2 separate regions of the Homo sapiens genome follow, and region 2 is linked to region 1. Evidence: chromatin loops called from intact Hi-C (ENCODE). Cell type or tissue: PC-3. All regions are shown on one strand. Each heading gives the region's core, and the rest is flanking DNA. Links, peaks and the distances in the headings are about the cores only. Region 1 overlaps PARD3 (par-3 family cell polarity regulator). Region 2 overlaps PARD3 (par-3 family cell polarity regulator).

Evidence for each region. Hi-C counts contacts between places; a loop is a spot of excess contacts. Peaks named below come from ENCODE experiments on the same cell type or tissue, not always from the same donor. Only the 100,000 strongest peaks of a DNase experiment are listed, where the experiment ranks them.
Region 2: a loop joins it to region 1, with 5 times the contacts of the local background. A loop is called at or near these places in 8 of 110 quality-filtered maps.

The regions. Positions count from the first base shown.
Region 1 is chr10:34,517,674-34,533,442 of GRCh38, forward strand. All of the region lies in intron 2 of PARD3 (par-3 family cell polarity regulator), which reads right to left. Among named protein-coding and RNA genes, the nearest start is that of PARD3, 290 kb to the right of the region's middle. RefSeq lists enhancers at 8,327-9,082, 10,473-11,048. In PC-3, for the core only: CTCF peaks have their summits at 9,552 (motif pointing right) and 10,558 (motif pointing left); DNase peaks (open chromatin) are centred at 8,688, 9,218, 9,578 and 10,748; H3K4me3 peaks cover 2,378 bases; H3K27ac peaks cover 2,500 bases.
Region 2 is chr10:34,571,279-34,587,047 of GRCh38, forward strand. All of the region lies in intron 2 of PARD3 (par-3 family cell polarity regulator), which reads right to left. Among named protein-coding and RNA genes, the nearest start is that of PARD3, 240 kb to the right of the region's middle. In PC-3, for the core only: no CTCF peak of the experiment used is centred there; a DNase peak (open chromatin) is centred at 9,553; H3K4me3 peaks cover 759 bases; H3K27ac peaks cover 1,660 bases.

The DNA.
Region 1 (15,769 bases), core at 8,495-10,994:
GCAATTCTTACTCTACTACACGCCCCCCACACACACACAAACACACACACACCAAGAATGAACAAAAGAGTGCAAATATGTTTGATAATAAAAGCAGATGTTTTCACAGTCAGAAACAGAAGTTACAGAGAAGAAAAAGCTAGAATAAACTGGTGCTCAGAATGGAATCCAGGACATCAGTATGAGCTCAGTTTTTGTTTGTTTGTTTGTTTTGTTTTGTTTTGAGATGGAGACTCACTGAGACGCCCAGGCTGGAATGCAATGGCACGATTTCGGCTCACTGCAACCTCCACTTCCTGGGTTCAAGTGATTCTCCTGCCTCAGCCTCCCAAGTAGCGGGGATTACAGGCGTATGCCACCACACCCAGATAATTTTTGTATTTTTGGTAGAGACAGGGTTTCATCATATTGGCCAGGCCAGTCTCAAACTTCTGACCTCAACTGTTCTGCCCGCCTCAGCCTCCCAAAGTGCTGGGATTACAGGCGTGAGCCACTGCTCCCGGCCAAACTCACAGTTTTTATAAGTACATAGTTAAGTAAATACACCGACAAATGGGTAAGTATATCAATAAATGTTAATGAATGTGTGAGTATAAAGAGTTCCCAGCTCTGTCCACACAGAGATCCTAGAAACAATGGCATCCCCAGTGCCACTGAGCATGCCTAGTACCCAGATCGTGGTTTCTAATACCATTCTCCAGTTAATGAACAAGGGCTCCTTGAAAAATGGTTGATTTCAGGGCTGTGGTCAGGGAAACACATGGTAAGCCTGGAATGCCTTGTGATGTCAAAAAGGGGTACTCAAAAATGATGAAGGCACATCAAATGGAAGCAGGTGTCAACCTGAAGGGGCTCCCAATGGACAAAGCGGAGACAACTTACAAACTAAAGAAATCATACTGGCATTGGATCATTATCCAAAGAATAAACTAAAATCCATGAGTCCATAATGATATAAATAATTGAACAAATAAATGGTAGAGAATAAACAGCTGTTCCCTGCTGTAGCATTCCAAATAATAAATAGAAGGAATGATGGCAACAGAAATCATCATTAGGCAACCTCCACCATAAAAATCGTTCAGGTAAAATCTACTAATGGATACTAACATTAATGGGTGTGAATATGATAATAACAGGATATTTGCATAGCTCAAAATGTCTCCCCAGAAGAGTCATTTTGACTAAAAAGCAAAACAGTAATATTGTTGAAGTGGAGAAACTTGGCAGCCACTGCTGTACCCAGGTTAACGTCATTCATAGTAAGATGCAGCAATATCAAGTACCATCTGATAAAATGCACTGGGAAGTATATAACATTACTTTTGTGGTATTCTTGCCAAAAATGTATAACGTCCATCTAATCGTGAGGAAACATCAGACAAACCCAAATTGAGGGATATTCTGAAACATAAATAAGGCTCTCCAAAAGTATCAAGGGTCATGAAAGTAAAAGAAAGAACAAGGAGAACGAGGAAATTGTGCAAATTGGAGGAGTCTGAGGAAGAATGAGAACTACATGGAGTGGGAGGATAGAAAAAGGGCATTAGTGAAAAAATAGGCAGAATTCTAATGAGATCTGATTAGTTGACAGTACTGACTCAGTGTGAGTTTCTTTCTTTTGATAATTGTTCTATGATTATGTAAAATGTTAACATTAGGGATAGATGAAGTGTATATGGAAATACTCTGTAACTATTATTCCAAGTTTTCTGAAGTATAAAATTATTTCAAATTAAAAATTTTAAATGTTATAATATTTTTAAAAAGCTATAAAAATAAAAAAGTACTCTATGTCTTCTTATAACTAATACAGTTCTTAAAATGCTAATATACTTCTTATAAATCCCAAAGCGTAGGCCAGGCGCGGTGGCTCACGCCTGTAATCCCAGCACTTTGGGAGGCCTAGGCGGGCGGATCATTTGAGTTCAGGAGTTCAAGACCAGCCTGGCCAACATGATGAAACCCATCTCTACCAAAAACATAAAAAATTAGCCAGGTGTGGTGGCACGCTTCTGTAATCCCAGCTACTCGGGAGACTGAGGCAGGAGAACTGCTTGAACCCAGAAGGCGGAGGGTGCAGTGAGCCAAGATCCTGCCACTGCACTCCAGCCTGGGAAACAGAGCGAGACTCCATCTCAAAATAAATAACATAACATAACATAACATAACATAACATAACATAACATAACATAACATAACATAACATAAAAATAGAAAATAAATCCCAAAGAGTAAAAAACTTCTAAGGATCCACACTGGCTGCCACCTTGGAGCTTCACCCTTCAATCCCACACCTAGCAACTCAGCTTAGCCTTCCAAGAAAAGAACCATGACTGGAACCAAAATAAACCCCTCTCCTGCCTCCAATCCAAGCTTTTTCAAGGCCAACACTTGTCTCAGGTCAAAAACAGAAACGCGAATGTACAGAATATGAGTAGGACTCATAATTACAGTCCTCATTTTATAAATGGCTTTGTCGTTTGGAACAAATGCTATTTCCATGAACATTTATATATCATCAATCCATTTATCATCGACACAACAAAGAAAACCATTGTACAGTCACAAAGAGACAGGAAGCTCAGAAACCTGCTGACGTATAGATAGAATCAGCTGATTAAACAATCTGGAAGAACCAGTACCAGGGTTCATACCATACCACGGTAATTGGTATGAAGAAATCACAGTAGGATGAATAATTGGGCCACTCAACCTTATAATGAACAACATAAATCAGAAAAGAAGTCCTTAATAGTTACAAAAAAAAGGGAAAGGTATGCATACGTATACACCAAAACATCCATATATAGTAAAATCAGTTTATCTGACAGTGACTTGCAAGTGTCTGCCTGTATTAGAGACACAGACATTCCACTAGATTAGGGGTCAATGGGCAAACTTTCTCGAAAAGAATAAGACAGTAAATATTTTTGGAGCTGTGGCCCATACCGTCTCTTTCATAACTACTCTACTCACTAATTATAGTATGAAAGAGCACCCATAGACAATACAAAAACAAATGACTGTGACTACATTTGAATAAAACTTTATTTATAAAATAAACAGGCCAAATTTGGCCCATGGTCCCTAGTTTGACAACCCAGCCCATCTTTCTAGTAACATGCAATTTTAGTTTCAGTTTGAGCAATAAAACTAAAAGTCAAGGTACCTTTGTAGCCTCAAAAAACTAAAATACTCATTTCAAGCTCTGCATGAAGATTTTGGATTGCTATACTTGATTTTAATATCATCATACTTTTCATAAGGTGTGTGGCTTAATATGCATTTTGAAGATATTAAGTTTTGACATTTTGGTGCTTAATTGGAAGCAAATGAAATTCATGTTTTGTTATTAACTTTTCACAATGATGTGTTCTCTCAAGAATCGAGTCCTTTCTGCAAACTGAAAATGGAGATTGAAAATTACAAAGAATAAGTCTTTAAATGCCACATGATGGAAGAGCTTATACATATATATTAGTTTCAATAATTATCTCCAGCATTTTTAGAAAACATTATAGAACCACAGTTGGTGATTTGCAATATGCCAATAACATACAATTGCACAGCTTTCTTTTAAACCAAAATTTAAGTGCCAGGTCCCAATATGAAATAATTTTGTGTTAAACTGGGAAAGATATATAATTTTAGAAAATCTACTCTATAAGAATGCATATAGTAACACAGCAAAAAAAAAAAAAAAAAAAGGTGGGGGGAACCTTCACAAAAAACTGCGTATTAAAAATCTCCATCATGCCCTTCAAAAAGTAAAGGAAAAGTCTTTTAAATTTGTGAAATGTTACTCAAATTCTAATTTAACAGATGGAATCTTCACTGCTGTCCACAAAGTAGATCATTTTGAATGTTCATTTTTTTCCTTGCAATAATTATTAATCTCTCTTCTGTTCCATTCATCTATCAAGTCTCCATGAGAAAAGACAGGCAGAATTTGGATAACACCTACAATAGCCCAAGTAGAAATAAACTCTAAACATTGTCACCCACTTTCCCCTACCTCAGGACAAGTCACTTTAACTATGAAACATCAGAACCCCCCAACAGAAAACCTCTTATAGAAACATCACACAGAAATGCTTATAAAACCCTTGGATCTAGGGAAGTCCCTTTAATAGGTAAAATTAAGACCTGAAAGCCCACAACTGCATGTAGCAAAGTGGCTAACAGCAATGGAGAATCAGAAAAAGCTACATTCAAAGCCAGCTCTGACCTTATTTTTTGGGTAGCTGTTGGTAAATCCAGTGGCCTCTCTAACACCTCCAGACCTTACTCTCCTCATTTGGAAAAGAGGATGGTGGTTGTGGGTAGACAGAATAATGGTCTCCCCAAAGTTATCCATGTCCAAACTCCTGGAACCAGTGAATGTTACCTTCTATGAAAAAGGGACTTTGCAGACAGGATGGAGGTTAAGAACCTTAAAATGGAAAGATTATCCTTCATTATCCAGGTAGAGCCCCATCTAATTACATAAGTCTGGAAAAATGGAGAGCCACGCCTGGCTGCGGCCAGAGAGAAACGTGATGATGGCCAGAGAAATACTACACTGCCCACCTTGAAGACAAACAAAGGGAGTCATGAGCCAAGGAAAGTGAGCAGCATTTAGAAGGCAAGGATATAGATTCTCCCCTAGAGCCTCGAGAAAGGAGCACGGTTAACACACTGATTTTATGGCATTCTGACCCATGTCAGCCTTCTACCAAGCAGAATTGCCAGGTAATGAATTTGCATTGTTTTCAGCCACTTATGCCTGCTCTGCCAGATGTAGGACAAATAAAGAGATAAGGTATACAACTTCCAGAACACAATAAGTATGTTTACTATGAGCTTTTATTAAATTATATTGTGATGGATGATAAATACGTTCTACTTTTGTAAATATGAGAATAGTTTCAAGAGTAAAGAAGACAGATGCAAAGCTCAATCGCTGTGTCTTGGATCTACACAGGAATAGTAATGGGAAAAAGAACACGGAAAGAAGACAGCATGCTAGAAAATGCATGTTCAACATAGATATGGCACAAAATGAAGACCTTCCACAGACGCTCTACATCCTCCTCTAGAGGGCCCCACAGAAACACAAAGTCGTTTTTATTATTTCACTTAACAGGAAGCAAAGCCGAGCCTCAGAGAGATGAATCTGACTAGCATATAAATAAATACAGAATAAATTTGAGATGGGAAATCAAGTCAAAGATCCTATTTTCTCCAAATCTTCCTGCTCTGGAGCATCTAACATATCCACAGCACAGGGCACTGGCAGGCTACAAACTAAGATTATCTGCAGACCTCTGAATAGGATTCTGTTCGTTTTTGATTAATCAAACGTAATAACCTGCCTTTACCAAATTAATGCAATTTTGATGACACCACTTAAAATTTTTCTGAACATATCTGAGGGTAATGAAGATCATCACAGACAATTCATCCTGCTGGTGCCATCACTCAGTCTTAAACAGAGGGCTTAAAAGGATCAAAGAACTTGCAGATTCTACCCTCATACAGGAAAATGAAAGCTGATTTAAGCCAAGTCTAAGTGAAATCTCAAAGACCTCTAGGTTCAAACTCCACACACCCTGAGAAGCCATTTTAATGTGACACCCTGTGAGCAATCTCTCACTTTCCATTGCTTTCTTCATGTATAAGCTAGACATATCCAGGGAAAGTCAATTATGATGGGTGTCATTGGACACTCAATGTCAATATATGCAATTGTTTTCCTATGAAATAAAGACTTATAATTCTTTTAAAAAGGCATCATATTTTGGCCCTGGATAAAGTACAAAACATGTTGGAGAATACTAGAAACAAGAATAAACTTGAAGATGCCTCCATGACCCTCTCTTCATCTAAGAAACATGAGCAGCCTCCATGAGTCAAGCCAGATCCAGCGGCTTAGTCAACAAGAAGCACAACACAGAAAGTGCGTGTTTGAGAGATGACAGGGAGATGTCATGGGCAGATGTGCCTATAAAGAAGAATGTAACAGAAGAGAATAGAAAGAAAATTCAACAGATATGGGAGAACTAGAGCATAATGAAATAAATTTCAAAAACTTAACAATAAAACTAAAGGAGTTGGAGATACATGCATTTTTTAAGTTTGAAGTCAGGCTGTTCCATGATGTATAATTCTAAACTATCACTAATTCAAAAATCACTTTTCGTCTCCATAGTTTATAAATTATAGATTTCTATAATTAGGATCATACCTACCAATACATTTAAATTCTTCTGCCCTTTCACTCAAGGATGTCCAAAAAAATTATAAATTAGATCAAGTATTTGAGTTTCTGAATTCCCCTTTTTCTATCTCTTATTTTTTTTTAAGATTTCATTTACACTTGTCTCCCATAAAGCACACGTGATAACCTGTGGCACTTACATAAAAGAAAAACTAACCAAACACTAACATGCTTTTGTAGATTATCACAGTGTATTATCCAACATAAGAAAGGGAGCTAAATGAGATCAATCTTTAATAAAGCCATTTCCAGCAAAATATCATGCAGGAGAGGGCAGAACATTCCCGCTGCTTCCTGAACAACACAGGAGACCACCATCATCATAAGCTTCTATCTGTCAATTGCCAAAGGGAGACCTGTCCGACAAGAGCTAATGCCATCCTTTAAGAAGAAAGTATTTCTTGAACACTCATGCCTAATAGAGATATTCCACTGCATCTGGAAACCACAGTGAAAGATATTCACCTATGATACTCCCTAGCCCTGATGCTTACATTTCAGAGCTGAAATTTAATTCTGTTGTCCCTCAGGGTGACATAGTCTATCACCCACTGAGCCTTCAGACTAATTAGATTCCCAGTTTAAGACTTATGTTCAACTAATAGCCTTGAGTATGTCAACCACAAACCACAATGAAAATATGCAAATTCGTATAGCCATCAGCTAACTGACCCACCTGCCAAATATAATATAAACCCCTCTTGCTCTACTCTCTATCATGAGTGCCACTGTTACACTGGTATCCACCCATGAGGTTACAACTACATAACACTACTGCTTAAGTATTAATAAAAAGTAGGATAGCACAGTAAGACAGAACAAAATAATTCAGAAATGGGCTAATCACATACAGATAGGTTGACTCCAAACTGGAGGAAGTGGCACGAGTTGTGATTTTATCATGAACACATGCAGTGTTCCCTCAAAGAGAACATGGTAAGACTGGCAAATGGGCAAGATGAATAATCTCAGAAGCAAATGCGATGATGTAGTAACTAATTATTACGTAGACACAACAAAAAGGGAACTAAAAATCAATTTGTAAGCTTTCTGATGACTGAATTTACTTTAATGACACAGAGACAATACTAAATCCTTAATCATTCTCTGAGCCTTACTTGCTAGCATGGTTCATTAAAAACTCATTTAAATAGAGCTAGTGTTTAACTGGACGAGTAAGCAAAAGGATATATTTGAACCAATGATGTTTTGTAATCATAGTAATACAAACTATACCAATAAAAACTCGCTACAGAACAAGAATCTTAAGCTTGCCACTGGAAAACTTTAAATGTTATGCATGTGAGATTAATTCCACGCTTCATCAGCATATTAAGAAGGGTATATACTGTCTGATAAAAAAGACCTAAAACTTAGAAAAGAACACTAAAATACCATGAGCACATTAAAGACTAGCGAATGTTCCTACTGGCTAAGCCAAGAATGGCAAAGTGTGGATAGACTTTCTCGTACACAGTACCAGGAAACTTGACCTCAAACCCGTCTCAGGCTCTAGCCCCATGGTTTGTGATATTAGAGCAGTACCTCACCTATGGGTATATGTTCCAGCCTTGCCACTCTGCCAACCTTCCAACATATCTAAGAGGGAGTAACGTGGAAACAGGGGTCAACAGCATAGTGTTCTAATCTGTGAACAATTTAGCTTGACAATTCATATGTTTACGTGTATCCAGAAATGCCTGCATTAACAAATGATAAATAAGAGAATCCCTCAATAGTAACTCTTTAAATTAACAACACAGTCTGCAGTAGGGATTTTGCTTAAAAGAAAAAAAAAAGATTTTTTTTTTCTAAGAGGCGTGAGCCTCTGTGCCCGGCCAAAATATTTTTATTAATCAAAAGTCCACCAGGCATGGTGGGTCATGCCTGTAATTCCAGCACTTTGGGAGGTAGAGGTAGGTAGATCATGAGGTCAAGAGATGGAGACCATCCTGGCCAACATGGTGAAACCTCGTCTCTACTAAAAATACAAAAATTAGCTGGGCGTGGTGGCACACACCTGCAGTCTCAGCTACTCGGGAGGCTGAGGCAAGGGGAATCGCTTGAACGTGGGAGATGGAGGTTGCGGTGAGCCAAGATCGCACCACTGCACTTCAGCCTGGTGGCAGAGAGAGACTCCGTATCAAAAAAAAAAAAAAAAAAAAAAAAAATCCAACACCATGTAGGAAATAGATAGGTCTTAACGAGATAAACCAAAATCTCTCTTTCTCTCATACACAGACACACACACAGCCTCTCTAAACTGTAATTAAAAGACAACCACCACCAAAACCCACAGCACCAATCACAATGTTAAACGTTAGTGAGCAAGCAACTGGGGGTGAAATACTTTCCATCTTCTTCCTAATCTCCACTAAACACCACTCCCTTCACTCCCAGGCATAAGTCACATCCTGAAATCTCCCCCAGTCCCTACGCTGTAATAGTCCCAGGGCATGAAAAGCTGCCAATGTGAATGCACAACCCAGAAACATAGCAGGACAGTCACGACCAGGCAGGAGCATGCCCTGCTCTCCTGCTCCTCTGAATGTCTGCATCCACTGGTGAGTCCACAAAAACAGAGCTGAGATCCTTAGTGGGAAGGCCCTTCCTTTCTAGTCTTTCAGAGCTGAGATCTTTAGTTAGGAAGGCCCTTTCTTTCTAGTCTTTTTACCTCTTCAGCTAGCTGGATATAGTAAACCAGGGCTTGGTTCCACGGGTGGGGAGCCCTTGTCTCCATACCCACACACCACCCTCAAACCCTCCTCCTGCTGTGCCACCAGCAAGTTACGAATGTTTAGATGCAGGGAAAGTAGGAGTCCCACTTAAGCTACAACTGCCTCCTCCTACCAACTTGTACCGTTGAGCTCCCTGCTACAGTTCATATCCAGTGTCGTCAGAAACAAGGGTAATTCCGTCTCTACCATCAAGTAATACCATCTCACAGAACCGAGACATTCCCTCGTTGGGCTTCCTTAACGCATCACTCATTCCATTGTTGAACTTGTAAAAAATGACTCATCACTAAAATGTCTTGCCATCTGGTAAACTCTATACTTTATTTTTTGGCAATCAGTAGTGGAAAACTTTTCATTCTAAAATAGAAACTTGAAGGATCACTTCCTTAGTCCTAAATTTTGCAAATTATATTTAAAATGAGAAGCACTAGAAAAGAAAACTTGGCTGTGGCTTTGGCCAATCAATCAGAACTGGGAAGCAGTTAAGCAATTTGCACAAAGTCATGGAAAACTTCTCCACACAATGTTAGGTCTAGAGATGATGCAGCAGGGGTCAGCACATCACCAGCCCTGGCATTTAAAGACAAGATGGTATTTCCAACTCTAAGAACTAGCCTTGTTTCCAAGGCAACCTGCCCTTTGTATAGGGGACTCACTTGGGAGTTCATAATCCCTTTACCTGCTGACTTCACAATTTGAACAAGAACCTCAGCAATGACTTAGCTTCCATCTAAAAGCATCACAAGAAAAACTGAGGGCCGTTTAACTACTTTAAAGGAAGAAAGGAATTCAGATGATTCTATTAAGACATGGGCTGGAGTGGGGAGGGTAGATAGAGAAGAAAAAAGTGATTCAGAAAAAAAGAAGAAAGTAGAACTAGGAGTTGCTGCTTAACAGTGATTTATTTTCAAATTAAGATATATCAAACCCACCACTTCTGTTCACTTCAAGTTCTGAATGAAAGTCCAGGTGAAAATGACACACAATGAAAACCTCAAATTCATTCTGACAACCACAAACCAATATTAGCAAAAGATCAAAGTTCAATAAATTTATTTTGTAAAATGTAAGGTTAATATTACAGTACAAAATGACTTTCAGTTTAATTTGCATGCAAGAAGGAAGGGTGTGATTTTTAAATACCCACCCAGGGGCAAAGATGAAAAACTTCATTTTCTGACTCCTTTTTTGCTACTCTCATTATTTCAACACCTTCTACAAAGGAGAGATAACGGTGTCCTTGACATTAGCCTAAATTATCTTCAGTATGCAATACAATACTGATTAAATTAGGCTCATTTTAATCAACTGGCAGGTTTATTCAAAAAGTAACTAAATAATAAAATTCTTTTTATCAACTCTTCATTAGTATAACCTGTTTAGCAATGTTTTTAAAAAACTGAACACAGAATAAATATTGTGTGCCCATCTTTTCACTCCCATATTTGACAGGTAAAAGAAATAACTTGCAAGTTAAATATTTCCCCCAATCCACAAATTGCTTTAATACTGAAATTTAATGCCAATCTTCTGGAAGGTAAATACTAGTGCCATCTAATGGACTTAGTCAAGCACAAAGAGTTTAAAAATTTTAAGTTTTAAAGAAAATCTATTCTAAGGAAAGCCAAACCCTCTACTTGCCTTCATTTGCTTCCCAAGACAACGTCCACACAAGTGACCCAGAATAATGGAGATGGAGACACTTTATCCTGCGGTTTGCCAGGAATTCCACTCATTCTACCACCACAAGGTTGCTAATCATGAATGAGCTCTCAAGATGAGTCAGCCTCAAACAACTCACCAGCTGCGTGGCCCTAGGTAACTTCTTCACTCCTCTGGGCTCAGTAGTGATAGGTTTTGTTTTGTTTTGTTTTGTTTTGTTTTTTCCCCATAAATTTCATTTGATTATGACAAATTGCTTAGGATGTTTCCTGTAAGTAGCAAGTTTTTAAGAAATGTTACTAATATTTGAGAAAGTTTCAAGAGACTGAGGTAATCAAGAGGGGAAGATGAAAGACAACTAAGTTAAGCCATATAGACTTTATCCTGAAAACTGCGGGGTGTCATTAACACACAGCAGTTTAACTTGCATTTATTCTGCACGAGGTTTCAAGGGGTATGGAGAAGGACTAGGAGGGTAAACACTCGTAGCTCATTAGTCTAATAATGAAGAAGTCATGAGGGCCAAGGCTAATGGAAAGGTGGTGAAAAGACAATCAGGATGTATAATTATTCAAATGCAGAATGGAGACTTATTTAAAAGGACTTGGTATGTGGTGGATGGGTGCCATTATGAAGGAAAATGACAGATTTTAGGTGTCTAGGTTTGTCATTTGGGTGGTTGGGCAGAGGACAGGCACAAGGACAAACAAAAACAAAAGATGATGCATTCAGTTACAGGGAAAACTATCACATGCTCTCAGCCAGTTCCTGGGACACAACTGGAGATGGGAGTCCATGGTACAAAAAAGAGTTCGAGGCTAACTACTTGTAATTGGGTGCCGTCCACACTTAGGTACAATTGAAGCCACAGGTTTCATCCAATCTGAATGCGGATCACCCATGGAAATCAGAACTCAAACCTGGGTAACTGCTGAGATTGCAGGTTCCTCTTCCCTTCCTCCAAACCACTTTCAAAGGATTTTGAGAACTGACTAAAGAATATAAATAAAATCAAGGAAACAGGGTTTCACAAAACTAGGGAAAGAAAAGTAGCATGGAATAGCTGGATCAGCAGTACTCAACACCACAAGGAGGCCCATGAGCTCTTTCTCTAACAAGGACACATGTGCATTATCACCCCAGTGCTATTAAACAGGTGACCCTAGAACAATGCAGGGATGCAAACCCCCCACACAGTCGAAATCTGAGTATAACTTTTGACTCACCAAAAACTTAACTACCAAAGCCTACTGTTGACTGGAAGCCTAGCCACTATCATGAAACAGTTAACACCTATTTTGTGTGTTATATGTATTCCACACTGAATTCTTATAATAAAGTAAACCTAGAGAAATGAAAATATTATTAAGAAAATCATAAGGCAAAGAATATATTTTTTACTTTACTTTTTTTTTTGAGATGGAGTCTTGTTCTGTCACCCAGGCTGGAGTGCAGTGGTGCAATCTTGGCTCACTGCAACCTCCACCTCCCAGGTTCAAGCCAATTCCCCTGCCTCAGCCTCCTGTGAAGCTGGGATTACAGGTGTGCACCACCAAGCCCGGCTAATTTTTGTATTTTTAGTAGAGACGGAGTTTCACAGTGTTGACCAGGCTGGTCTCAAACTCCTGACCTCAAGTGATCCTCCTGCCTCAGCCTCCCAAAGTGCTGGGATTATAGGCCTAAGCCACCATGCCTGGCAGAAAATATATTTAATAATCATTAAGTGGAAGTGGACCATCATAAAGGTCTTCATCGTCATCATCTTCATGAGGAAGAAGAGGAGGGGTTGGTCTTGCTGTCTCAGGGGTGGCAGAGGCAGAAGAAGTGGAGAAGGTGGAAAGGGAGGCAGGAGAGACAGGCACCACTGTGTCACTTTACAGAAATACATCACAATGTCTGACTTTTTCTGTTTTTTTTCTCTAAAAATATTTCCATACAATACCAACCCTTCTTCCACTGTTCGATTTAATTACAGTACACATATCACAGAAGGGTCCATATTATAAAAGAAGTCAAAAATAGTCTTGAATAATCAGAACCCTTCTGTCAGATGGTGTAATTTTGGTTTTCTGGCACTGCTTCGTCTCTGTCTTCTTCCTCATGATCAGGCACTGGTTCGGAAATACTCATCTCCATCAAGTTATTTTCTATTAATTCCTAAGCTGTGGTATCTATGAGCTCCTGAATTTCTCTGAGACTGATATCTTGAAGTCCTTCATCCCCCACTTTTTTGGCCATATCCACAATCTCTTTAATGATTTCCTTAACTGGCTTTGTTGTCAATTTTGTGAAGTCATTCACAATATCTGGACCCAGTTGTCTCCAGCAAGAATTTGTTATTTGGGATTTACTGGCTTTCACGATATTTCTATCACAAGGAAGGCACCTTCATTGGTAATTCTTCCAGACTTTCATAATAATGTTCTATCAGTGGTCCCTTCCATAGTAACGACCATCCTTTCCAAAGGGTACTGTGTGTAATGAGCCTTACAGGTCTAAATTAGAGCCATTGTGTTTGAGGCAACTAGACTACTTCAACGCCTTGAACTCCTGGGGCTCTGGGTAGCCAGGGGCGTTGGTCAATATCAAAAGAACTTTAAAAGGCGACAGTCCCTTACTGGCAAGGTACTTCCTGTCTTCAGGGACAAAGTATCAATAGAACAATCTGGAAAAGTGTTCCCAGTGTCCAGGCCTTTATGTTGTGCAATCAAAAGATTGGCAGCTGGTGTTTATCTTTTCCTTTCAAGGCTCAGGGGTTAGCAGCTTTGTAGATGAGGGCAGTCCTGACTGCCTCTGCTCAATACAATTGAGTTAGCCTATCTCTTCTGGACTTAAATCCTAGTGCTTGATCCTTTTCCTTACTAATAAATATCTTTTGCTGGCATTTTTTCCAGCACTTTCGTCTGCATTAAAACCGTGTTTAGGCAGACACTCTTTCTCCTCAATGATTGTGCATCTGGAAACTCGTCTGCTGCCTCTTGGTTGGCAGAAGTTATTAATACTTCTGTTAGCTGAACATTTTTTTAAGCCAAGCCTCTTTAAAAAATTATCAAACCATCCTTTGCTGGCATTAAATTCTCCAGCTTTAAATCCTTCAGCTTCTTGTTGCTTTAACTTGCCATGTAATGACATTACTTTTTCTCAAATCATATTAGTCAATAGGTGCTTTTCCTTTAACCATCCTGCATCCACATAAAAGCCGCATTTTCAATATGAGATGAAAAGGTATTTCACAAAAGTACAAGGTTTTTGTGCCTGCTGGCATACCTGCAGCAACGGCTTCAGGAATTTCCTTTCTTGTTTTTTATAATGGTCCCTACACTGGATTCATTTATCTTGACATGGTGGGCAACTGCAGTAGCTGCAGACTTCAATCTATGGTACATATCAACTCTTTGTTCTAATGTCATGACTTTTCTCTCCTTTTTTGGGAGCATTTCCAGCATCACTAGTGGCACTTCACATGGGTCCCTTGGCGTTATTCAAGGTTTACAGTTTCATATTAAACATGATGAAAAATGCATGAGAACCAAGAGCAATTACTTTTTATTGTGATATGCAATTTCCTGGGAAGACAAATTGCTCACAAGGAGATGATGAGCATCACACTGCACTTTAAGCAGACACGCACAACACTCGAGCTCACTGCAAGTAACAACAGGAGGGGGCTATGATATTACTATAGTAGTGCAGTCTGTGCTACAGTTAATTTTATGCAGTTGCGATTTAATATTGCATCTTTATGGTTACTTACATTTCTCTCAACTGTGAATGGCACCACGTATGCTCTGTGTATATGGACGTTTTGATAAATTTTAACTTCTTGTAACAGATTTTTGTATATTTTATGGTTGTAAATGACAGGGTATCTATATATATATTTTACACATTCATGACATATATTTTTAAATTTTTTTCCTTATCTCGCTACATAGTTCATCTAAAATTTTTAACATGCCAAATCTCCAAAAATTTTTCCAATATACTTACTGAAAAAGATCCATGCATATGTACACCCAAGCAGTTCAAACACAAGTTGTTCAAGGGTCAACTATACTTTTTAACTATTATTTCTGAGTAGACAACTTTGCACCAGCTTATAAGGCTGGGCTCATCACGTGTTTTCTTTATATTTATTCTTTTGTTCACACCATGTGCCCGCTATGTGCCACATGGTGTGAACTGTGTGAAGTGCTGCTTATAGAACACTTTGTTAATCTAATAAAGCTACAAATGAACTTTCTCCATAAAAACATGCACAGAGTTGTTTCGTTCTGGATATACTTTCGGCAGATTCATAGATCCTTGTTCTATGAGAAATTAGAAGAAAAAGTACATTTTCTAACATTCACTTAAATATCAATGAGCATTTCCTCAATTCTATGACATCACTCTGACACTACAAAGTTACATATTAGCAGAGTGTGAATTTCTTCTGAATATCTTCTAACTCTATTTTTACACTGAAAGATCTCTTCCAGTTGTTCTACTCCATTTTTCTACTTTATGATACAGTCATGTCACTTAACAACAGGGATACATTCTGGTTAGGTGATTTCATTGTTGTGTGAACATCATAGAGTATATTACATAAACCTGGAGGTATACCCTATTACACACCTAAGCTATTATGTTACAGCCTATTTGCTCCTAGGATACAAACCTGTACAAGATGTCACTGTACTGAATGCCCTATGCAACTGAAACACAATGGTAAGTATTTGTATATCTAAACGTATCTAACCAAAGAAAAAGTACAATAAGAATATGGGATTATAATCTTATGGGACCATCATCCTATATGCAATGCAATATTGACCAAAATATTGTTATTCAGTAAATGACCATATAAATGTACGAAGGCAGAACCTAAAAGTAAACAATGTTTTAAGTACACCTGGACATAAAGATGGGAACAATAGACACTGAACACTACTAGAAGAGGGAGGAAGGGAAAAGGACATGCGCTGAAGAACTACCTACTGGGTACTATGCTCACTACCTGGATTGCGGGATCATCCATACCCCAAACCTCAACATAACGCAATATATCCATGCAACAAACCTGCACATATATCTCCTGAATCCAAAATAAAAGTTGAAAATA
Region 2 (15,769 bases), core at 8,059-10,558, 53 kb after region 1:
ACTCCAGCCTAGGTGACAGAGGAAGACCCCGTCTTAAAAACAACAAGACAAAACAAAAAAAGTATCTTAATTGATAAAATTTTGGCAAAGATTTTATATTTAGAATAAACTTCTTCTTATGCTGCTGATGATAGTAAAAGGATGATGATGATAAGAGCAGCTAACATTGACATGCATTGTTCTATGTCTGTTACATATATCACTCATTTGGGCTTTACAATCCTGTGAGGAGGATTAACCATTGCAAATCAGATACTATAAAACATAAAGTCACAAGGCTTCCTCTTCAGCATGGTGTAGCAAAACTAGCAATAATTCTAAATGTAAAAAATCTTATATATTTGGGAAATAAAGCAAACGACACACCAAAGAATTATAAACCAAAGAACAGATGGAATGGAAACTTTTGTTGAAGAATGCAATGACTGATTCAATTAAGAATGCTAATATACCTAGTAAGGTTGAACCAACAAGTCAAGTTTTGGGAACACTGAGTTGTGAAATTACTCTTTTATTTAAATGCAGGTATTAATATCTGTACCAATTTGATGTTGCACCGCTTTCACAAGGTTAGCTATCCAGATAAACAAAACCATTTGTTTTTTGAAAAAAGTTACCTAACAAGCAAAAATAATGTTGGACTCTAGATTTAGTGGGAGAATACAAATATTATTATGCTCTATCTGGTAAGAAATTATTTGCCTTTGCGTTACCCAAGCAACTAGAATTTCTACAAAAAAAGACATTTTTCAAATTGTCATAAATATGAACATTTGGAACTATGAATTACTAGATCAAGCAACTATTAACTCTAAATACCTTCTACAAATTCTTTTGTATCTTGAAAATATTACTGATGCTATAAGGAAGAAAAAGATTTGTCTCACTAACAAAACTAACCAAGACAGAAATTATTCCAAGATTGTGACTTGAAAAAAGCACAATGAGGCTGGGGAAGTGGCTCACACCTGAAATCCCAGCACTTTAGGAGGCTGACATGGGGGGATCACTTCAGCTTAGGAGTTTGAGACCAGTATGGGCAACACAGTGAGACCCTGTCTCATTAAAACCTAAAGAGGTGCAGACACGATGGCTCACACCTGTAATCCCAGCACTCTGGGAGGCCGAGGCAAGCGGATCACTCTGAGGTCAGGAGTTTAAGACCAGCCTGGCCAACATGGTAAAACCCTGTCTCTACCAAAAATACAAAAATTAGCCAGGTGTGGTGGGTGCGCCTGCAGTCCCAGCTACTCAGGAGGCTGAGAGGGAGGAGAATTGCTTGAACCTGGGAGGCAGCAGTTGCGGTAAGCCGAGATCATATCACTGCACTCCAGCCGGGGTGACAGAGCAAGACTCTGTCTCAAAAAAAAAAAAAAAAACTTAAAGAGGAAAAAGCACACTGAGCTCAGATGAACCATTAAGTAGTGACTAAGTTAATTTTTGACTGATCAGCATCAAAACTAACGGGGGTTTTGTTGCTCTTCATCTGTCATCTCTTACGCAGGCCATATGGCCTGATTTTTTTTTTCTTTCTAAAGCTATAGATAAAACATAACAACTAGCTGTGGTATTAAAAGTGATAATGCAATTGTGAAACCTAATAATGAATTTTAACATAAAATCCATTTCGGTGGCAGAATTTTTTAAATAATATCTTATTTTCTATTTGTATCCTAAAAAGGTCTCAACGTTGTCTACCTTACATATTTTCTAGGGGACACTGCATACACAGATACTCCAAATTTTGAAGATTTAAAATAGCATCTGTACTTAATATCAAGAATTTCAAGGATAAGTCAGGTGATGGCTCACATCTGTAATGCCAGCACTTTGGGAGGCCAAAGTGGGAGGATCCCTTGAGGCCAGGAGTTCAAGATCAGCCTGGGCAACATAGCGAGAGGCCCCATCTCTACAAAAAAGTTCAAAAATTAGCCAGGTGTGATGGCACATGTCTGTAGTCCCAGCTACTCAAGAGGCTGAGGTTGGAGGATCACCTGAGCCCAGGAGGTTGAGGCTGTAGTGAACCATGATCACACCACTGCACTCCAGCCTAGGCAACAGAGTAAGACCCTGTCTCTTAAAAATAGGTAAGAATTTCAAGAATGTATTACAGTCTTCGCTAAGTAAGAATACACAGAATCGAGCAGGTGCAGTGGCTCATGCCTGTAATCCTAGCACTTTGGGAGGCCAAGGTGGGTGGATTGCCTGAGCTCAGCAGTTCAAGATCAGCCTGGGCAACATGGTAAAACACCATCTCTACCAAAAGACAAAAAATAAAATTAACCAGGCCTGGCGGCAGGCACCTGTAGTACCAACTACTAAGGAGGCTGAGGCAGAAGAATTGCTTGAACCTGGGAGGCAGAGGTTGCAGTAAGCCGAGATCATGCCACTGCACTCCAGCCTGGGTGAGAGAACGAGACTCCGTCTCAAAAACAAACAAACAAACAAACAAACAAAAACACACACACACACACACACACACACACACACACACACACACACACACAGAGAATCAGCCTCCAAGTACCGAACTATACTTGCTTCATGCACACACTCTTCATACAATGCCACTGTGAAGTATTCAACCAAGAGTTTGTCAAGAGGAGCTCTGCCACCCAGTGGGAGGTGTTTTGACATTGTGAAGGCATTTGTTTCCAGTTTAGTCATGCTTGAGCATTTATATATTGGATTGATATTTTTATTATAAGTTATGCCCTTTGTATTTATCTTTTGAGAGCAAATTAGCCTATAATACAATACATCCTATAATGTTAATATTATAAATTAATATAGTATATTCTATAAGAATTCAGGTACTTTCTTTTTTCTATTTACTTATTATTCATTTATTTGTATTTTCAGTTAGGTTATATTTTCTAAGAATTTTATTGTAGGATACCAAAAGATTTACAAAATATTGATTATAAAAAGGGGACACTGGACTTATGGGTTAAAAATCATTACTTTAAACAATCAAAAGCAAATGATTTTAATTATCTTAATTGTGCCAATCCTTCCCAAACTCCTCCCTTGAATTCACAGTTTCACTGACAGACATATCTAGTCTCTCAGCATTCTGATCTGACCATCACCAAATTTAGACACTTGTCCATAATTCCTGTGTCCTCCAGGCCTCTGAACAAGCAATATAGCAGGATTCACTCCTCAGTGCTCCTGCTACCAAGAGGAGCATGGAAATCCTCCACATTCACCAGGAATCAAAGACATATGCAAAATCCAAAGTTACATGACTCCAAAATAGTGACCCATCCCAGTGCATACGCCTGAAAATCATCAAAAACGGCTTTCAGGCCTCACTCAGGCAGTTTAGTTTCCTCAAATGAAAAATGAGGGAGTTAAGCCCAATTCACTCTTCTATGGGCTTTATTAAAGTATGACTCAAGTATTTACGGCAGTGTTCCCTTTAGACAGAGAACCACGGAACCAAGATATAGGAGCTCCTTCTCCCTGTCCCTCAAAAAATACTCTTGGGAAAGAACAATCATAAGCCTGGAGGTCCTCTAAGCACTTTGGAATAAGAAACATTTTCAAAATTGTCAGCAAAAACTAAGTTCCTAAGCAGCCATGCAGAAATATCTGCTATTCTGGCACTACTTGCACTAATAATTTTATCCAGAACAGTTTCCACAGGAGTCTTTATTATGAACACATTCATAAAGTAGAAAAGATTACTGAAATGGTTCTCCTCCCCTCCCCTGCTCCCCCCTTAAAGAGACAGGGTCCTACTCCGTCACCCAGGCTGGACTGCAGTGGCCCAATCATAGCTCATGCCTGGGCTCAAGCAATCCTCCTGCCTCAACCTCCCAAAGTGCTGGGATTACAAACATAAGCCATCATGCCTGGCCTTAAATGTACTGTTTCTTAATGAAAGTAAAACAAAATTCTGAGAATGCACAAATTCTTAAACCAGATTCAACATCCCAGAATTTTTATCGTATTATATCTTATGTGAGGCTTAATATTACATGATAATGCATTATTCATAATTAAGACCAGTGACTATTAATTTTTAAGTCATCTTATTTAAAGGAAATTGAGATTTCAACACCAAATTTTAATTTGATTTTAAACTCTTGGGACATAATCACAAGGGAGTAGGCTTTATCTATTTTCCTCAAATTGGAAAAATTTGGTAGACACAGAAATAATTTGGCTCCTATCTCCTATTTCTGCACATAAAGAGCACACCCCTTAGGATAGGGTTAGCTTCTGTGTAATAAGAAACCCCAGGCCTGACACATGAACTCATATTTCATATCTCCTAAGTTACAGGAGCAGCACTTTCCAGTGACACTTGTAGAAAATTGGGTATTTGGCCGGGAGCGGTGGCTCATGCCTGTAATCCCAGCACTTTGGGAGGCCAAGGTGGGCAGATCACCTAAGGTCAGGAGTTCGAGACCAGCCTGGCCAACATCGTGAAACCCCATCTCTATTAAAAATACAAAAGTTAGCTGGACATGGTGGCGGGTGCCTGTAATCCCAGCTACTCAGGAGGCTGAGGCAGGAGAATTGCTTGAACCTGGAAGGTAGAGGTTGCAGTGAGCCAAGATCACACCATTGCACTCCAGCCTGGGTGTCAAGAGTGAAACTCCGTCTCAAAAAAAAAGAAAAAGAAAGAAAGAAAATCAGGTATTTGAGCTCTTCTCTGTAGGTTCTAACTGAGATGCACCAGGCATAGGCTTAGCCATCTTTCTTTTCTACTGACTCATAAGAACGAGTCAGGGAAATGTGTGTTGCTTCTTCAAGCTCTGCAGGCAATGGTTATGTGCAGTCTTGAATGAATAAGCAGCAGAATCACTGATGTTTGCCAGAGAAGTACAGGGTAAGCCCTCCCCCACAAAGTCTCAATCTATTACTTTCAATGGGAATCCATGATAAAGTATAACAAAAGACACTATGCTTAAATATACACATCCACTTAGATGCTGTGGAGGACAAAATCCTAAACAACATAATACAGTTCGCTTGCCTCTGGCCTCTCTTCCTCACCCCAATTCTCGCCATCCCGACCTTCCAGAGGGGCTGTCTGCTTGCTTGTGCATTCTCTCATCAGCAATGTTTGTTTCACCTTTTAAAAGTTGTTAATAGCCAAATCAAGGAATCTTTAAAAATAAATACAAGTCAAATTAAATCACCCATAGAAACACACTGCACTCTTTACATGTTAAGGCAAGAAATTTTTGAAGAAGATGATCTGAAAAGAACAGGGACAAAAGAAAAAAAAAAGACAAAAGCTTTTTTTGGACCATATAAAATTATAGGTAAGCAGATAACAGCTGGTTTCCATTTCACCCCTCTGCCCACCCCTAATTTAGTGTGTCACCCCCTGACTGCACTAATCAGAACTCTATTGAAGGAGATGACTGTGTGAATTTACTGGGAACTAAAGAAATCACTACAGAAACAGTCTCCAACCCAAAGATAATCCTGTAAGCTGACCAGTGTCAAGATCTGAATATAAAACATACAAAACCAAATTTAGATACCTCTATGATATTTTTAGTTACAGTGGAATGAACATGTCACTGTATAGCTTCTCTGCATCTAATGCATAAAAATGAAAGGAAATCTGGTTTTCAACATCACACTCCCACTAAAACAACTTGCAATCAATTAACGTCATCAGCAGTAAAACTCAATTTTCTCCCCTGCGTGTGGGGGTGAACATACAGCACAGATTGATAATTCCCGTTGAGAGTGTGGCTAAGTGTTTCTAAGCAACCTTGCTCCATCATCTTCTCTGACAAAAACAAGGGAAAGGGTTTGAACTGCAGGCTGATGGAGCTCTGAATACTAATGACTAGGCAAAGAGGAATGGTTCATTACTGACTTCAGGCAGAAAAACAAAGGAGCAGCTTCGAGCTGTAAATAAATTCTAATTAAAACTTAGCCTGCATTTCATATACCTGAACTCAAGCCTACATATGAAGTTCCCTCAGTGACTGTCCATTCATGTGAGATGAACTCATTAATACACCTGCAGAGTTTTAGCAAATGATGCATGTGTGTTTTCTGAAATTGCTTGGGGAAAAAAATCTTCCAAATATGTCCATTTATATGCTGTAGAATTTGCTTAATCCTCTTAGGAACATTTAAACCGACAACATTCTTAAATTAGCATCTCTGCCCAAGAGACCTTGCACCGAAGCACAAGCACTGAGCTGCATGATGGCCCCAAATCAAAATTTAGAAATGTTTCAAACCGCTGGACACTCAGCTGAAGGCAACACAGCATAGCAGAATGAATCCGATTTGAATGAGAATCGATAATGTGTCTCTGTTCACACACCTTTCCTTCTGTCTAAATCCATCATTCTATCACTATCGTAAAATGAGCACCATATGGCTCATCTCCTGTCTGTAAAATGGGGATGAAAAAAAATTTCATCACTAACTCCACATGACTACTAGAATATGTGTGGAAGTGTGCACGTGTGCACAGGCACACACGTGGGTACATAGATGGATTCTTTAAATTTTAAGATGAGGGCTTTATGCTGACCAGGCATAGAAATTCTTTATTTAATGCATTAGTCAATGCTAGAATAAACTTTTTTTTTTTTTTTAAACAGACAGGGGTCTCACTCTGTCAACCAAGCTGGAGGGCAGGGGCACAATCAGAGCTCGCTGCAGCTTCAAACTCCTGGGCTCATGCGATCCTCCTGCCTCGGCCTCCTGAGTAGCTGGGACTACAGGAACATGCCAGCACACCTCACTACATGCGGCTATGTTTTTTTGTTTTCTGTTGCTCTTTTTTTTTTTCTTTTTTCCTTTGTAGAGACAGTGTCTCAGTATGAACTCCTGGCCTCAAGCAATCCTGCTGCTTCAGCCTCCCCAAAGTGCTGAGATTAGAGGCTAAGATAAGCTTTTTAAAAATGTGATACCTCCTTACAATATTCCAACCAAAACACAGCAAAACTTCGTGCTGAAAAAAATTTTTTTAAGTTTTTTACCTGAATCATCACATACTGCCATCCTTAAGCCCATTTATGCCTAGTGTTCCATTACTGGAACACCAAGCATGCGAGCGTTGTTTATATCCTACTGCTCAAAGTCATTGTCAAGGTCTGATTTTCAAAATTCACAAAATTGCAACCTCAGGCATAAATGGGTTAGAACATGCCATTTTTCTTAAATAAGAAAGTATTCCCATACCAATGAGCAACAGAATTGTCAAAGAATAAGTTTTAAAATAGCAAGAGCAACTAATATTTATTGAGAACATAGTATATGCCAAGCACCACAGTTGTAATTTCCACACATTAGCTCATTTTAACCTGACAACTCAGAGGTGAGTTCTATTAGCCCATTTTACATATGAAGAAACTGAAGCTGTAGGTGGTCAAACATCAAGTACTTTGTGGAGCTAGAATTCAAACCCAAGCTCCCTTCTACAGAGGCCACTGAGCCCTTACCAAGCTATATTCAGTGTTTCCAACTTCTCAAATACACTCAATCGCTGAGGGAACACATTACCTACTTGTCTAACAGTGAGTTAACTACCAGTCCTTGAATTATACATACTAACTAGACTTTTATGTGGCTGAAATTTTTAATTTCTTCTTTTATAATTAGTTCAGGTTGAATTTATACCACTTATAGGTAGAGGTGTTGAGGAAGATGGAGGGGAGCTAGATAGCCTAAGCATATACCTTTTCAAGATATCTGCTTATTCAAAGAGAAAATTATAAGGCTGCGCGCAGTAGCTCATTCCTGTAATCCCAGCACTTGGGAGACCAAGGAGGGTGGATCACAGAGTCAGGAGTTCAAGACCAGCCTGTCCAACATGGTGAAACCCCATCTCTACTAAAAATGCAAAACTTAGACGGGCATGGTGGCGTGCGCCTGTAATCCCAGCTACTCAGGAGGCTGAGGCAGGAGAATCGCTTTAACCCAGGAGGCAGAGGTTGCAGTGAGCCAAGATCGCGCCACTGCGCTCCAGCCTGGGCAACAGAGTGAGACTGGTCTCAAAAAAAAAAAAAAGAAAAAGAAAATTATTAAACCAGTGTAGCAGCATCCTTTTCAATAAACCCCAGCGCCTCTAAGCACTACCTTGCGTGAGGATGTGCACCTCTGGCTCTGCTGTCAGGTGAGCCCTTCCGTAACGCCCCCTGCCCCTCCCAGGTGCCCTAGATGAACTTAGTTTCCTCACTCATGAATGGGCATTTGGTTAAAATCAATGAAAAAAAATACGTAAGAAGCCTAGTTCACTGTCAGACAACGTGAACTAAATAAATAAAAGCTACCATTTTCTCTGTGTGTGTGTGTGTGTGTGTGTGTGTGTGTGTGTGTGTGTTTTGACACGGAGTTTCACACTGTCTCCCAGGCTGGAGTGCAGTGGCATGATTTTGGCTCACTGCAACCTCCGCCTCCCAGGTTCAAGCAATTCTCCTGCCTCAGCCTCCTGAGTAGCTGGGATTACAGACGTGCACCACCACGCCTGGCTAATTGTTGTATTCTTGAGACTGGGTTTCACCATGTTGGTCAGGCTGGTCTCGAACTCCTGACCTCTTGATCCACCCACTCTCCAACTCCTGACCTTGTGATCCGCCTGCCTCGGCCTCCCAAAGTGCTGGGATTACAGCCTAGAGCTACCATTTTCACTACAGAAAAAAAAAAAAATAGTTTTTGAGATGGAGTCTTACTCTGTCTCCCAGGCTGGAGTGCAGTGGTGCAATCTCAGCTCACTGAGGTTCATCCACCTCCTGAGTTCAAGCAATTCTCCTGTCTCAGCCTCCTGTGTAACTGGGATTACAGGTATGTACCACCATGCCTGGATAATTCTTTATATTTTTAGTAGAGATGAGGTTTCACCATGTTGGTCAGGCTAGTCTCAAACTCCTGACCTCAGGTGATCCACCAACCTCAGCCTCCCAAAGTGCTGAGATTATAAACGTGAGCCACTGTGCCCAGCCAGAAAAGCATTTTAAATTTTCCAATTACAGCATGCTTGGCCAGGCACAGTAGTTCATGCCTGCAATCCCAGCATTTTGGGAGGCCAAAGCAGGTAGATCACTCGAGACCAGCCTAGGCAACATGACGAATCCCCGTCTCTAGAAAAAAAAAATAAAAAGTAAATACAAAAATTAGCCAGGCATGGTGGCACGTGCCTGTGGTCCCAGCTACTCGGGAGGCTGAGGTGGGAGGGTCACTGGAGCCTAAGAAGTCCAGGTTGCAATGAGCTATAATCTCACCATTGCAGTCCAGCTAGGTGACAGAGCGAGATCCTGTCATTCATTCATTCATAAACAAATAAATCAAGCTTGATTGAATCCCAAAAAGCATTTTAATATGTTTACAGAAAACTGTAAGTTATCTATTAACCATAGTTTTTACTAATCCTGGCTGTGGGCCATAAAACATTTGCCAAAAATTTGGTATCATCTCCCACATTTAAATTTTTAAGCTTGAAACTGTGATCAAGCTTGGTCACGTAAAGATTTCCACCATAACTTAAAGAGTAACCACAGATTACAATAGCAGGGCCACTTAGAGACACAACGTATTATTCACCACAACTTCCAAAACTTCAGAACAATGACAGCTGCTCACACAAGGAAATGTGTACTATTTGAACTGGCAAGATTTTTAGCTGACTCATAAGGTATGTCCTTCAATCCTCCTTGTCTGACTTACATGGTCTAACACATTAATCATTTAATTTCTAAAAGAAAATATAAAACATGATCAGTGTGTGAAGTGATATTGTTTTCTTTCCCCCAACGAAATACAGGTATCAAGCTAAAAATTAGCTTAAGTACTTGAACTCATCGTAAGTAGCCAATGTTAAACATATCTTGATTTAGATTCCTTTAAAAGCTCATAATTATTGCACTGTTTAAATACAGCATCTTTAAATATAAATTAATATTTATTTGGGATTCTTGGGAAATTTGTTCTAGAAATTTATTTTGGTTATTTTTCTTTTTCTTTTCTTTTTTTTTTTTTTTTTTGAGACGGAGTTTCACTCTGTCACCCAGGCTGGAGTGCAGTGGCACGATCTCGGCTCACTGCAACCTCCACCCTCCAGGTTCAAATGATTCTCCTTCCTCAGCCTCCTGAGTAGCTGGGACTACAGGCACCTGCCACTGCGCCCGGCTAATTTTTTGTATTTTTAGTAGAGCTGGGGTTTCACCATCTTGGCCAGGCTGGTCTTGAACTCCTGACCTCGTGATCTACCCACCTCGGCCTCCCAAAGTGCTGGGATTACAGGCGTGAGCCACCGCGCCCGGCCTATTTAGGTTATTTTTCAAAGATTTTTGTTAAAAACCATTGCACAGAGTTATAGAATTTTGGAAGTGAAAGGAAACAGTATTTTAACTCAAGCCCTTGTCTGAAATGTGAAGATACTAATGCCTCAAGAGACACATCCATTTGCCTGACTCCTACACTGCAAATCTAGAACCAAAATCCAAGTCTTTGAGAACCCAGGACTTGTCATCTCTTGGTGTAGAGTTGAACCACAGTGCTGGAGGGGCTGTGAGAGGCAGTCTGGGAAAGAAGGGATTTCATTCGTGGTGGATGAGAAACAGAATCTCACAATAACGATATTATGGGCAATCCCTCTTGTGTCTAAAAACTACTATTTAACATGCTTGACAACTGAAACACGCATGAGTTGATTTATTGGCTAACTAAAGGCATTCTTCACAACACAGCAAGCTGTTTTCACATTAGCTCTACAACTAAAGGAATGTTAAGAATAGGAAGCTGATATTAACTATTTAAAAATTTACGCCAAGAACCAAAGAATTCCCCGGCAGAAACATAAAGACTTGCTGAAGTTTCATCATGTGAATTTATTGCCAATTCAGTCATCTTAAAAGTTGTGCTATAAAACATATTGTCCTTTGCTGTTCCAAATAACATTTGAAATAAATAATAACTTTCTTGACAGTGTTTCTGGAATTTTCTTCCATTCTCCAAAGCCAATTCTTAGACCCTTAAAGAAATGATGAGCTGGCATTTTGCCCATCATTCTCTAGGCAATTACTGGTTCCAGTAATGAATAAGGGGGAAAAGAATTCACATAGAAAGCTATTCTAGCACCACACTGCTTATATTTCCTCCTGAAGACTTTAGAGATAATGTGAAAATTAAAGACAGTACAGAAACCCAGTGTTAGGATAACTGGTTAGAAAATGACTCATGGGAACAAATATGCTCACCAATATCCTCTTGTAGCCACTTGTCCACAAATCACTTCAGGTATCGCTTTTATTGGTCTAAATGAATAAAGCAGTTCCTCTTATATATATCTCCACATAAAGAATAATTGGTCACAAAATCATAACCATTATAAACCAATTGGTACAGCCCCCAAAGCCATGAACTGGTTGAACTGAAGCATTCTCACTATTGATGTGTTATGCGCTATATGTGACACAGACTAAGCAGTGCCTACACCAACATCCACTGTTCTAGTCCTCCTTCATAAGGAAATTCTGTGTTAAGCTAGGCAGTCATGTGCTCACCTTGCAGTAAGCTGTTTTCGCATGAGCTTTAAGAAGTTAAAGACAAGAATGCTAATTGTACCTCACAAAAGCATCCTAAAAGGGAAACCAGGTGCCCTTCTTCTTTCTTCCTTTCTGCTGCCTGGAATATCAGCCTGATGGCTGAAGCTCAGGCAGCTACCCTGAACCATGAGGTGATACTGCTAAGAATGATACTTCGGGGAGACAAGTGTCTGGTTCTCTGACACTGGGGTTGTCAATACATACCAGACCTGGACTGCCAACTGCTTGACTTCTTTCACATAAGAGAGAAACAAACTCTTAGCATGTTTAAGCTGTTATTATTGTGAGTACCTGGGATTAAATGTGGTGGTATATAACCCCAACTAATAAAGTAAAAAATTTACCAAAATGCACCAACAAATACTGAATAAATATAACAAATGACACGATATAACCATCTAAGTTTTTGGTTTAATGCCATGAAATTTAAATCAAATTTAGATATATGCCAGTAAAACAACAAAACACCAGGAAGAAAAAACAAAGTTGTCCTTAAAAATGGACATCTAAGTGTTCTATTCACAAAAATAGGCTGTCAAGATAGCTGCTACTCTAAGTGTTAGGATCAGAAAGATACATGTGCTCCCTGCTTTTATTAGTATCTCTGGGTTTTAATTTTTGTCTTTTTGATTTTTTTTTAATTTTTGCCTTTGGAAAAATAAGTGAGACTGCTAGTCAAACCACTTCAAGTGTCACTTTTATTTTTAGAATCACTATCCCTTATTTACCTCTGCCTTCTTTAATGTTCCATCAATCAGTCCAGCCTTCTAAATTGAGGAAATGAGGCCCAATCAATCTGCCTTTACACAGAGTTAAGAAACAGACATTAAAAAACAGAATGAGGAAACCTTATCTTCCAGAGGTTACTGCACAGATGAAATAAGAGAATATATGTGAATCTACTTTGTAAACACTAAAGTACAATATAAATGACATTAGTATTGATCTTATGTTAAAGTAAGAAAAGAAAACAGACCATTTTCCCTACCGGAAGCAGAATGTTCTTTACAATTTTCTATCAGTTTAATGCTCCAATTTTTTTTTCCTACAAAATTGAAGATTAAAAAAAATCAGTGCAAATTAGGAACTAATTTTAATTACTTCATCTCCATCTATTTAATTCATATCTATGATGCTACCAATTCTAGATATTTTATTAGAGCCTTTGGTATACATAAATCATCATTTATTAGAGCGTAACAAATTTTTAGTATCACTTAGATTATACGTGATACACAAATGTGAAGATACAAGGATGCCTGGCATGCCCTACTGATTTTTCAAGCTATTGTTTTCCCAACTATTATTTCTTCCTAGCCTAAACTAGACATGAATTTGTTGACATGAGACTCTTTAACAAAAGGGCAACCCACCATTATTGCTTTAGAGACTGAAACCTTACCTTCCTCTTTGTCCATGTAGACCTATCCCTTACTGCTTCCTAAAATGAGGAATGAATCACTGATGTTGTCTCAGAATATTACAATGCTAAAGTCTTTCTAGTGTAGTAAGGAGGAAAGAGTTATGCACTTGGCAGAAAGACCTAGGACTTTCAGTTCCACTTTGGCCATGGATTCTCTGTAAGGCATTTGTTAGGATATTGCAACATCTCTAAGGTTAAGCCAAAACATATGTAAAACAGAAAAAATGCTTTTAGTAAAGTGCATTCAGATGCTAGTTTCTTGGCCCCATTTCATCTCTTCTCAAGCTCCTGTGTACAGTACCTTGAAAAAGAGAGGTACATGGTGTCCAACTAATCGAGCGGAGTTTCCTAATAATTCACATGAAAACAAACGTTACCTGACTCAATCAATTTTTAAGCGTCTCTGTGATGTTTGTCTATTATTTTTCAGTTGAGAGACAAACCTTTTTTTGAAAACTTCCATTACTGCAGAAGTTCCTGGTTTGCCCAATCATAATGCCATCTAATGATGGCTGTCAATTAAGCTAACTGGGCAGACAAAAAAATAGGCTAGTCACCCAAGATTACTGTTTGATATGTTTTCGTTACATGGAATAAAACACTTTAGGCTCATTAGGTTTTCCCAGGCTCATTAGGTCTTCCCCTCTCTTGTTCCTAGGGATTTATCCATCCCCAGAAACATTAGTTAGCTTTTTGCAAAGACTTTTTTTTCATCTTTTGCCATTTTATTAAACTTGCATGTTTGACCCTACTGCTTCATTCTCAGTAACACTCATAAAAAACAAAAAGAAAACACCTCATTCATGATCATCTGTAGATTTAATATATTGCTTAGCTAATTCTTCTAGATCATTAAAAGAAAAGATACACATTATCCTGTGGTTCTCTTCAACTTGATATGTTTTCAATTGCCACTAACTCTTGGACAGTTTATTACACACTTGACATTTCTTTATCCAATTCGGTTAGTTTGGTGAATAAGATTTCAAAAAATCACTTACTCGAAAATCGTGATATTTAACATCTATAGCCTTTTTAAAATTAAGTAATTCCATAGAGCTATCAAGGAAAGCAATCAGGTTTTTGTATGATGATTACTACTTAAAATGCTTTAGTCCTGCACCCATTAACTTACAGATGTTTACACATTCTTGTTAATGTTTATTTCATCAATCTATTAGGAACTGAAATTAAACTAACAATGTTAATTTAAAAAAAATCTGCTAAACTTCACCTGCTAATTCTTTACTATTTCTAGTACTAAGGCTCACCACTTTTTCTAATTTTTCTTTTTTTTTCTTTTTCTTTCTTTTTTTTTTTGGCAAAACTCTGGAAATCTACAGATAGTACCATCTCTGTGCACAGAAAGTGAAAATTGTGGTGTGCGGGTGTCATTTCAGAGGTTACTTAGCATACCTACTTCCTATCATTCAAATCACTCTGTCTGCACTGCTTATAGTCTTGAAGGCTTCTGCCTTTTGTAAAATCCCATAACATTAATTTATATACTTTTGCTAAAGGCTTAGAAAACTGAAAAGTATGTAAAATGAGAGGAAGGTATATCTGCATTTGCTTATATAAACATAAACTATCTCTAGAAGAACACACACAACAGACACACCCACTAACAACACTGCCTCCTGAGAAGGAAACTGAATGGCTCGGATATGGTGTCATCAATTACATATTTTGAATTTTAAACCACATGTGAATGCTCCACTTATTCAAAAAATGCAGGTTATTCCAGACCTGAGAATCAGAATCCTCCACAAGATTTTTATCAGTAATTTAAAAAAATTACCTTCCCAAATCCTGTAACATTCAAATATCCATGAGAAAAAAAAAAGTAAGTCATATCAAGTAACAACTGCTACTTTAATGCAGATTAGTTTTCAGTCCCAACTGATGGATATGGAAATCCCTGAAAATAAAGATACGGGTGGATAAGGTAAAAAGAACCAAGAATATAAAAGAAGTAACGACCCTATGGAAACCTAATTATGTTCTTTGAAATAATTACTTGATTAAAGGAATTCAGGATCAAGAATTTGAATAAGCACCAAGAGGCAATCTAGTAGGATAAGTAGGAATAGACCTCAGACCATTTTCATCATACCTTGTAACTGAAAAAACATTTCTGTGACTTCCATAAGGGAACCTGCAGAGCTCTCATAATGTAAAGGGAGGGGAAGGGGCAGAGAAATGGAGATAGGTCTAAAGATGTATGACTGAGCACATCAGTGTCTGTGTTTTTATACAGATCAAATCCACCTTATTCATCACTGAGCCATAAGAACACTATAGGGGGAAAAAATATACTCTGACAGCCTTTGGCACTGTAAAATGCATAATGATTAAAGAAAATTTTGTTTCTAGCCATATTTGAAAAATATTTGCTAGATGATTCTAAGCATTAAGGCACTCATGGCCAGGCGCAGTGGCTCAGGCCTGTAATCCCAACACTTTGGGAGGCCGAGGCGAGTTGGATCACCTGAGGTTAGGAGTTTGAGACCAGCCCTCCAGCCTGGGCAGAGAAACCCTGTCCCTACTAAAAATAAAAATTAGCCGGGCATAGTGGCACATGCCTGTAATCCCAGCTACTCAGGAGGCTGAGGCAGGAGAATCGCTTGAACCCAGGAGGCAGAGGTTGCGGTGAGCTGAGATGGTGCCATTGCACTCCAGCCTGGGCAACAAGAGCAAAACTCCATCTCCGAAAAAAAGAAGGCACTCATGTAGGGGTGATACGGGACAAACTCATTTTTCTAGTCCAGTCAACTGGGACCACAGCCCCAAAATTGACATCCTAATG